2 separate regions of the Homo sapiens genome follow, and region 1 is linked to region 2. A link is a contact called in ENCODE Hi-C data. All regions are on one chromosome and are shown on one strand. The core of a region is the stretch at or near the end of the contact, and the rest is flanking DNA. Distances in the headings are between cores, read along the strand shown. Region 1 holds the start of RPS3 (ribosomal protein S3). Region 2 holds the start of LIPT2-AS1 (LIPT2 antisense RNA 1).

The links. A loop is a pair of places that touch in the nucleus more often than their neighbours do. Pooled maps may share reads with other maps.
Region 1: a map of CD4-positive, alpha-beta T cell shows a loop between it and region 2 (6-fold over the local background). The contact joins the promoter of RPS3 here to the promoter of LIPT2-AS1 in region 2. A Hi-C loop is called at or near these places in 1 of 168 maps with a recorded cell type or tissue (CD4-positive, alpha-beta T cell), 1 of 37 single-sample maps with no recorded cell type and 5 of 50 pooled maps.

Annotation. Positions count from the first base shown.
Region 1 is chr11:75,396,961-75,401,349 of GRCh38, forward strand. RPS3 (ribosomal protein S3) reads left to right here and starts at 2,558. Exons shown (of 7, transcript NM_001005.5): 1 at 2,558-2,617; 2 at 3,734-3,864. The coding sequence starts at 2,588. It overlaps SNORD15A (small nucleolar RNA, C/D box 15A), which reads left to right and starts at 3,431; the gene lies at 3,431-3,578. RefSeq lists enhancers at 2,535-2,894, 3,121-3,984.
Region 2 is chr11:74,492,104-74,496,464 of GRCh38, forward strand. LIPT2-AS1 (LIPT2 antisense RNA 1) reads left to right here and starts at 1,277. Exons shown (of 2, transcript NR_171028.1): 1 at 1,277-1,870. It overlaps LIPT2 (lipoyl(octanoyl) transferase 2), which reads right to left and starts at 1,621. Exons shown (of 2, transcript NM_001144869.3): 1 at 1,135-1,621; 2 at 1-261. The coding sequence starts at 1,600. The coding sequence ends at 32. RefSeq lists silencers at 1,387-1,496, 1,607-1,856.

The DNA of each region.
Region 1 (4,389 bases), core at 1,308-3,807, 910 kb after region 2:
TCCCAAGTAGCTGGGATTACAGGCGTGCACCACCACACTAGGCTAATTTTTGTATTTTTAGTAGAGATGGGGTTTCACTATGCTGGCCAGGCTGGTCTCAAACTCACGACCTCAGGTGATCCACCTGCCTCGGCCTCCCAAAGTGCTGGGATTACAGGCATGAGCCACCGCGCCCATCCACTTTTTGTCATCTTCCCTGGTCCCTCTGCTCAGCAACCACAGAACTCTGTTAATTCCGTGATTATAGGACAGGTCACTTTACATCAGAGTTGTTTTAGAGCTGGAGTTAAACACTCCAATGGCTTCTAGGACCAGAAAATAACTGAGTGGTGCTGCCAGGGAGTGTGGCACCTTGGAAAGACTCTTTTTGTGTAACAGGAAAGGAGAGCACTGCCCATGAAGAAATGTGGGTTCACTATTTTGCTAGATATTTCTATATCCTTAAGAAAAACCTAAAATAGTTTTAGAGAGAAATACCCTGACTTTTAAATGAAGAAAACTATTCAAACTTAAAATAAAACTGTTGGCTGGGTGCGGTGGCTCACGCCTGTAATCCCAGCACTTTTGGAGGCCGAGGTGGGCGGATCACAAGGTTAGGAGTTCAAGACAAGCCTGGCCAACATAGTGAAACCCTATCTCTACTAAAAATATGAAAATTAGCTGGACATGGCGGTGCTTGCCTGTAGTCCCAGCTACTCAGGAGGCTGAGGCAGGAGAATCGCTTGAACCCGGGAGGTGGAGGTTACGGTGAGCGGCGATCGCACCACTGCACTCCAGCTTAGGCAACAGAGTAAGACTTCGTCTCAAAAATAAATAAATAAATAAAATAAAACTGTTATTGAAGTGTTTAGGGGTAAAGTTTACCAATGTCTGCAACTTACTTTGAAATGCCTCAAAAGATGTATTGGTGGGTGGCTACAGGGATGAGTAGATCCACGATAAAGCAACAGCAAAATATTAATTGTAGCATCATTCTCAATTCCCCCTCAGCTTGGTGATGCATACACGTACAGTTTTTTCAACTGTTCTGTAAGCTTCATTAAAAAATGAAGGGACATTTTTAATTTTTTATTTTTTTTAGACTGAGTCTCACTCTGTTGCCCGGGCTGAGTGCAGTGGCACAATCACGGCTCACTGCAGCCTAGACCTCCTGTACTCAAGCAATCCTCTCACATCTCCCTCCAGAGTAGCTGGGACTACAGGCACACACCACCACACCTGGATAATTTTCTTTTTTCACTTTTCATAGAGATGAGGGTGTCTCATTCTGTTGCCCAGACTGGTCTCAAACTTCTGGCCTCAAGCTATCCACTTGCCTTGGCCTCCCAAAGTGCTAAGATTACAGGCCTGAGCCACTGCACCTGGCTAGAATTTTTTTTAATTGAAAAAGAAGGCCAGGCACGGTGGCTCATGCCTGTAATCCCAGCACTCTGGGAGGCTAAGGCAGGTGGATCACTTGAGGTCAGGAGTTCAAGACCAGCCTGGCCAACATAGTGAAACTTCATCTCTACTAAAAATACAAAAATTAGCTGGGTGTGGTGGTGTGCACCTGTAATCCCAGCTACTCAGGAGGCCAAGGCAGAAGAATCACTTGAACCTGGGAAGTGGAGGTTGCAGGGAGCTGAGATCGTACTACTGCACTCCAGCTTGGGCAACCGGAGAGAAAAGAAAGAAAGGAGAGAAAGAGAGAGAGAAAGAGAGAGGAAGGAAGGAAGGAAGGAAGGAAGGGCGGGCCCATGGGACCTTCTGGGACTTCTGTTACAAATTGTAATGGACTTGATGAAAGTAAGGTGGGGTAAATGAGAACAACATAAAGGACACAGAACGCAGTCCCTAGGACACTTAGTAAGTATCAGGTTTTATTATTATCATTTGGAATGGAGGAAATGGGTACAGACTGGGGGACATGAGTTGTTTTGTTTGTTTGTTTGTTTGTTTGTTTGAGACAGAGTCTCACTCTGTGGTCCAGGCTAGAGTGCAGTGGTAGGATCTTGGCCCACTGCAACCTCCATCTCCCAGGTCCAAGCAATCCTCCCACCTCAGCCTCCCGAGTAGCTGGGATTACAGGTGCCCGACACCACTCCCAGCTAATTTTTCTATTTTTAGTAGAGACGGGGTTTCACCATGTTCGCCAGGCTAATCTCGAACTCCTGACCTCAAGTAATCCGCCCGCCTTGGCCTCCCAAAGAGGAGTCTTAAATGAGTTTCACTGAGGGATTTCAGCAGATTTTCATTACAGTGTCCACCCTGAAAGTGTAGGGGCCAGAGTTCCACGCTGGTTAATCTCTCTTGCTGTGTGAACTTATACCTGTAATTTCCACCTCTGCACCTCACATTGCTTGTTTTGAAACTATGAGAATTGAACTCTAAGGTCCCCTGAAGTTTAGAAGTCCTGCTGGATGAAGCCCCTTTCCTGTTCCTGCCTACATTCTTCTTTCCCTGGACGCCTTACTTACGTAAAAACTACATTTCCCATGAGCACCCACAGGCGTGCACGCAGCGCAGCCCTCCGTCGTCGCTCGCGCCCTTTATACTCACTTCCGCCCGCGAGCCACTTCCTTTCCTTTCAGCGGAGCGCGGCGGCAAGATGGCAGTGCAAATATCCAAGAAGAGGAAGGTGAGCCTCTGGGGACTGGGTTCGGAGAACGACGGCGCCGCGCGGGTCGAGGGCTTCTCGGGGTGCCACCGCGAGGCCTGCAGCTCCGTGGCCTGCCCTGGAAGCGGCCTAGGCTTCCTGGCGTTCCTGCGGGCCGCGGATGGCGGTGGATTGAGTGAGAGGCCCCAGCCAGGAGGGCGCTGTGTGGCCGGGTTCCAAGTGAAGCGCAGAGAGATGGGCACCAGGCGCCCCTTCTGTCCCGGAGAAGGCGTTTGTGAGCATTTGTCGGTCAACGGAATTAGTAAACGTGGTATTTTGAGGGCGTGTGTCATTTCCCTCATGTCTTATCCCGTGGTTTTGGGAAGAGAAGGCAGCAGTGTATTCTTGCCTTAACTGGTCGTTTCTGGGTACAGTCCGCTGGCCCCAGGACCTCAACTTGAAGGGTTGCTGACGGTTGCTTGCTCCGTCTGGGGACCCCGGGAGGAAGCTGCCTCGGATTTAACGCCTTGTCATTACATGGGATAGAACTGTGTAAAAATCATTAGCTTTAAAAATAGACAGTTTGTCATTTCGTATATACACTTCGATGTCAAAATTAAATCCACAACTTCTCGAGAGTTAGGATTTGCCAGCTCTGTTGGTACCGTAAAGCCAAATAACATGGCTGGGATTCTTTAGACGGTGCAGGTTGTGTCTACAAGTGAGAGAGCTTATATGTTAAGTCTACTATCTATTCCTTAACAGTGACAAGTACAGTGTCTTTGCTGTGCTGAATGAAGTGTAAATAGGCCATTAGAGCAGTTTCTTGTTTTGCATGTGGAACTGTTTTAAACCCTTCGATGAAGAGATGATGACGAGTCTGACTTGGGGATGTTCTCTTTGCCCAGGTGGCCTACTCTGTGCTGCGTTCTGTGGCACAGTTTAAAGAGCCCTGGTTGAAGTAATTTCCTAAAGATGACTTAGAGGCATTTGTCTGAGAAGGGTTGCTGCACTCCTGTTGGAACAAGGGTTTGGAACCATTGGTTGGAGGTATTTAGTTTTGGTGAGGGATGCATTGACTAATAAGACTAGACTGGCTCAGGCGAAAGTGAGCCTACACCGATCTCCTAATTTTGAACTTTGCTTTGTTTGGATTAGTTTGTCGCTGATGGCATCTTCAAAGCTGAACTGAATGAGTTTCTTACTCGGGAGCTGGCTGAAGATGGCTACTCTGGAGTTGAGGTGCGAGTTACACCAACCAGGACAGAAATCATTATCTTAGCCACCAGGTAAAACTCATTTGACTGGCCATCACCTATAATTGTTATAAATGCTAAGTTGGTTTATTTATTTATTTATTTTTTTGAGACGGAGTCTTGCTCTGTCCCCAAAGCTGGAGTGCAGTGGCGCGATCTCGGCTCACTGCAAGCTCCGCCTCCCGGGTTCACGCCATTCTCCTGCGTCAGCCTCCCGAGTAGCTGGGACTATAGGCGCCCGCCACCATACCTTGCTAATTTTTTGTGTTTTTAGTAGAGTTGGGGTTTCACCGTGTTAGCCAGGACGGTCTGGATCTCCTGACCTCGTGATCCGCCTGCCTCAGCCTCCCAAAGTGCTGGGATTACAGGCGTGAGCCACCGCGCCCGGCAGGTTTATCCTTTATGAACTTAAGGGGACAGACGGAACAGTGAATCTGGGCTTAGTGAATGTAATTGCTTCTTAAAAGCTAGATTTTAAGGCCAGGCGTAGGATCACTTAAGCTCAGGAATTCAAGATCAGCCGGGGCAACATGGGGAAACCCCCGCTCTACAAAAAAT
Region 2 (4,361 bases), core at 27-2,526:
GCAGGAGCATCCTGGCTGTTATGAGTACTCTTCAGTTGGGGCTGTCCTCTGAGATCAGTGTGCACTTGTAGATCTCCTTAAAGGCCACAAGGAAAGGTGGCATTACTTCTTCCACGGTGACGTGCCTCTGGAGCTCCTTACTCAAGGAAGTGACGCCTGTCCCAACCAGTCCACAGGGCACGATGTGCTCAAACCACGTGAGGTCGGTAGAGCAGTTGAGAGCCAGGCCGTGGGATGTGATGTGCCTTCCACAGCGGACTCCTGCAAGGCAAGCCAAAGGGTCTTAGAGTAGATACCCTCCACTCTCCGGGCTTTGGTGTCCCTCTCAGGGCGATGAGAAAACTGGATTAGATCACCGGTTTTCAAATTTTGTTTCTGGAGAAACAAGGGATTGTACTCAGATGGGAAAAGGAAACAAATGAAAGGAAGGGGTGCGTGGCTTCAAGCAGCTGCACTCATCATGAGGATTCCAGGAAATGTCTTTTAACAGATTCCAATACTTAAAAAAAAAAAAGCTTGGGGACAGGCGCAGTGGCTCACGCCTGTAATCCCAGCATTTTGGGAGGCCGAGGCGGGCGGATCACGAGGTCAGGAGATCGTGACCATCCTGGCTAACACGGTGAAACCCCATCTCTACTAAAAATACAAAAAATTAGCCGGGCTGGTGGTGGGCGCCTGTAGCCCCAGCTACTCTGGAGGCTGAGGCAGGAGAATGGCGTGAACCCGGGAGGCGGAGCTTGCAGTGGGCCGAGATTGCGCCACTGCACTCCAGCCTGGGTGACAAAGCGAGACTCTGTCTCAAAAAAAAAAAAAAAAAAAAGTTTGAAAATTAGCACCCTTATTTGCCATGACATTGTCATTCGCAGGACGTAACCTGGCAATTCACTTCTCTTGTCTCTCCCTTAACAGAAATGCGTGTTGGACTAGATGTGAGGAGCCTTCTGCTTCTGAATATACGATATCTGAAAAGGGGCTTAAAAACTCAAACGCAGCGGGTAGCTGTGATTCAAAACCCGCGCTAGATACGCCTCCTCCCGGCCCTCACCTCCGTTGGTCCAGCCCCGTCAGACCCCGCCCCCAGGCCTCAAGCTCCGACCTCGGCTCTCAGGTACCGCCCTGCTCCGCGGCGCTCACCGATCGCGCAGATCTTGCGATCGTCTAGCCAGACGCCAGTGTAGGGCGGGGGCCGCGCGCGGGCGTCCTGCAGGCCCTGGAGCTCGCACAGGCGCACGGCGCACGCCTCCAGCGACGCTACGTGCATGCGCAAGCGCAGGCCGAGACGCCGCAGGTCGAGTACCGGGTGGCAAAGCAGCTGGCCCGGGCCGTGGAAGGTGGCCAGGCCACCGCGGCCTGTGACGCGCACCTCGGCGCCCAAGGCCCGTAGCCGCGCAGTTTCCTCGGGCGTCAGGCCGCCGCGCAGCCCGGCCGTATACACGGGCCCCGCGGGCTCGCAGAGCAGGAGCGCGCCCGCCTCAGTCCCCGACGGGGCCTCAATGCCTGGCTCGGCCTGCAGCCGCCGCAGCCAGCGGTCCTGCAGCCCCAGTAGCTCGGCGTACGGCACCCGACCCAGGCGCACCAACCGAACGGCGGGTTGCCGCATCGTGCCCACCGTTGCGTCCGCGGGGCCCCGCCCTCTCCGTGGGCCTGGGGGCGTGGCCTGAGGGGCGGGGACTCGGGGGCACACCCCGAGCCGCAGCTCCCAGGTGCGTGTTAAAAGCTGGAGGGGGGATATGTGATCCCAGGACCAAAAGCGCGGGGCCAGACTCATCGGTTCATTCAACAACCAGTATTTAGTGCCTGCTGTGTTCTGCAGGCCCTGCCATAGGCGCTTGATACAGCGGTGCATAGCGTATGAGAAAGATCTGTCCTGGTAAGCTTACATTCTTACAGCAGACGATAAGTATTTTAAGTGTTAAGTAAATAAGGTTATTTCACGTATAAGGTGTTAAATGCTATGAAAAGAAAAATAAAACAGGGTAACGTGGTGTGTCCTGTGTTGAGCCCCTGGGGGACGCAAGAGGGAGATTAGCTTGCCTACAAGGTTATTGGTGGAGGTAGGGAGAACTTAAAGATCAGCACCTGTAAGAAAGTGAAGGAAGCAGGAATTTGTAGGCAGAGGAAGAAGTTGGCCTGCAAAACAGTTGCAGCAGAGGCCTTGACCAATCCCAAGGCATGCTTGGAGCCTAGGATGACCCTTCAGAGTAGTTCCACATTAAAGCAAGGGGGCCAGAAACTCTTATCCTTGCATTGACCAGTCATGGATACAGGCTACACCTGGGGAGGAGCTGTGATTTTTTTTTTTTTTTTTTTTTTGGCAAGACTGCTTCCCTCGGTGGAGGGCGGCCCCCAGAGAAGGACTCAGTTGTGTATCATCAGTAACCAACTCCAGAAGCTGAGGGAATGACTGTCTAGGCCCTGAGGGGGTGTCTGGACCACAACATCAGCTATGTTGCAGTTAGAGTATCATTTAAACAAGTCTGAATTCAATGAATTTTTACTGAGGACTTTTCAGACACCATAGGTGTCTGAAAAACATTTCATAAACATAGACATAAAGATCCTAAGCAAATATTAGCAAATCAAATCCAGCAATTTATAAAAGGATTAATACATCATGATGAAGTAGGGTTTATCCCGGGAATGCAAGGTTGGTTTTGCATTCTGAAATCAAACAATGTAATTTACCTTAAAAGAGAAAAGCCTTCATTGGAAGAAATAATAAAAATTTTTTTTAAAGAAAAGCTATGATTATGTTAAAAAATACAGATAAATCTATTGGCAAAAATAAACACCTCTTCTGACCAAAATACTTAGCAATCTAGGAATAGAAGAGAAATTTTCCAGTCTGATGAAGGGTTCAAATTATCAATCAGGGTTTGGACAAGAGAAATCACATATGTACTATTTTAATTAAATGTTTTATTTGAGAAAATTGGACACTCATATGCAGTTGTAAGGAATAATATGGACAGATTATATGTACCCTTTACCCAGCTTCCCCCAATGGAAACACCTTGCAAAACTGTAGTACAATATCACAACCAGGATACTGACATTGATAAAGTCAAGATGCAGAACATTTTCATCACCACAAGGATCCCTCATGTTGCTCTTTGTAGTTACACTGCTTCTTAATTCCTGGCAAACGTCTGTGTTGTATAGATGGAATCATACAGAGTGCAACCTTTTAGAATTTTTTTTTCACTCAGCATAATTATCTGGAGACTCATCCAAGTTGTTGCATGTATCAATAGCGCGTTTCTTTTTATTGATGAGTAGTAGTCCATAGTATGAATGTACCACAGTTTGTTTAGCCATTCACTCACTGAAGAACACCTGGGTTGTTTCCAGTTTTCAGATATTCTGAGTAAAGGTACTGTAAACATTTGTGTACAGGTTTTTGTGTGAACTAAGTTTTCATCTCTCCGGAATAAATGCCCAGGAGTGCAGTTGCTGGGTTGCATGGTAGTTACATGTTTCGTTTTTTAAGAAACTGCCAAAATGCTTTCCAGAGCGGCTGTACCATTTTACATACCCACCACCAGTGTATGAATGATCAAGTTTGTCTGCATCCTCATGAGCATTAGCTTTTATTTTAGCCATTCTAATAGGTGTGTGGTGGTGTCTTATTGTGATTTTAATTTGTATTTCCCTATTGACTAATGATGTAAGACATCTTTTCATGTGCTTATCTTCCATGTGTATATTCCCTTCAGTGAAATGTCTGTTCATGTCTTTTGCCCATTTTCTAATTAATTGTTTTTCGTACTGTTGAGTTTTGAGATATCTTTATATATTCTAGATATTAGCCCTTTGTCAAATATGTGCTTTGTAAACAGTTTCTCACAGTGTATGGCTTGTATTTTCATCCTCTTAACCGTATCTTTTGCAGAGCAAAAGTTTGTCATTGTGATAAGGTCCAATTTATCCACTTTTCCTTTTATTGATGCTTTTGGTTTAATAACTCTTTGCCCAGCCCTAGATCCTGAAGACATTCTACTGCCTATTTTTTTAAAGATTTTTTATTTTACATTTAAGTCTATGATACATTTTGAGTTAATTTTTTATTTATTATTATTATACTTTAAGTTTTAGGGTACATGTGCACAATGTGCAGGTTAGTTACATATGTATACATGTGCCATGCTGGTGTGCTGCACCCATTAACTCGTCATTTAGCATTAGGTATATCTCCTAATGCTATCCCTCCCCCCCCCCACAAAATTGACAAATGGGATCTAGTTAAACTAAAGAGCTTCTGCACAGCAAAAGAAACTACCATCAGAGTGAACAGGCAACCTACAAAATGGGAGTTAATTTTTAAAATAGGTGTAAAACTTTGGTTGTTGTTGCGGTTGTTC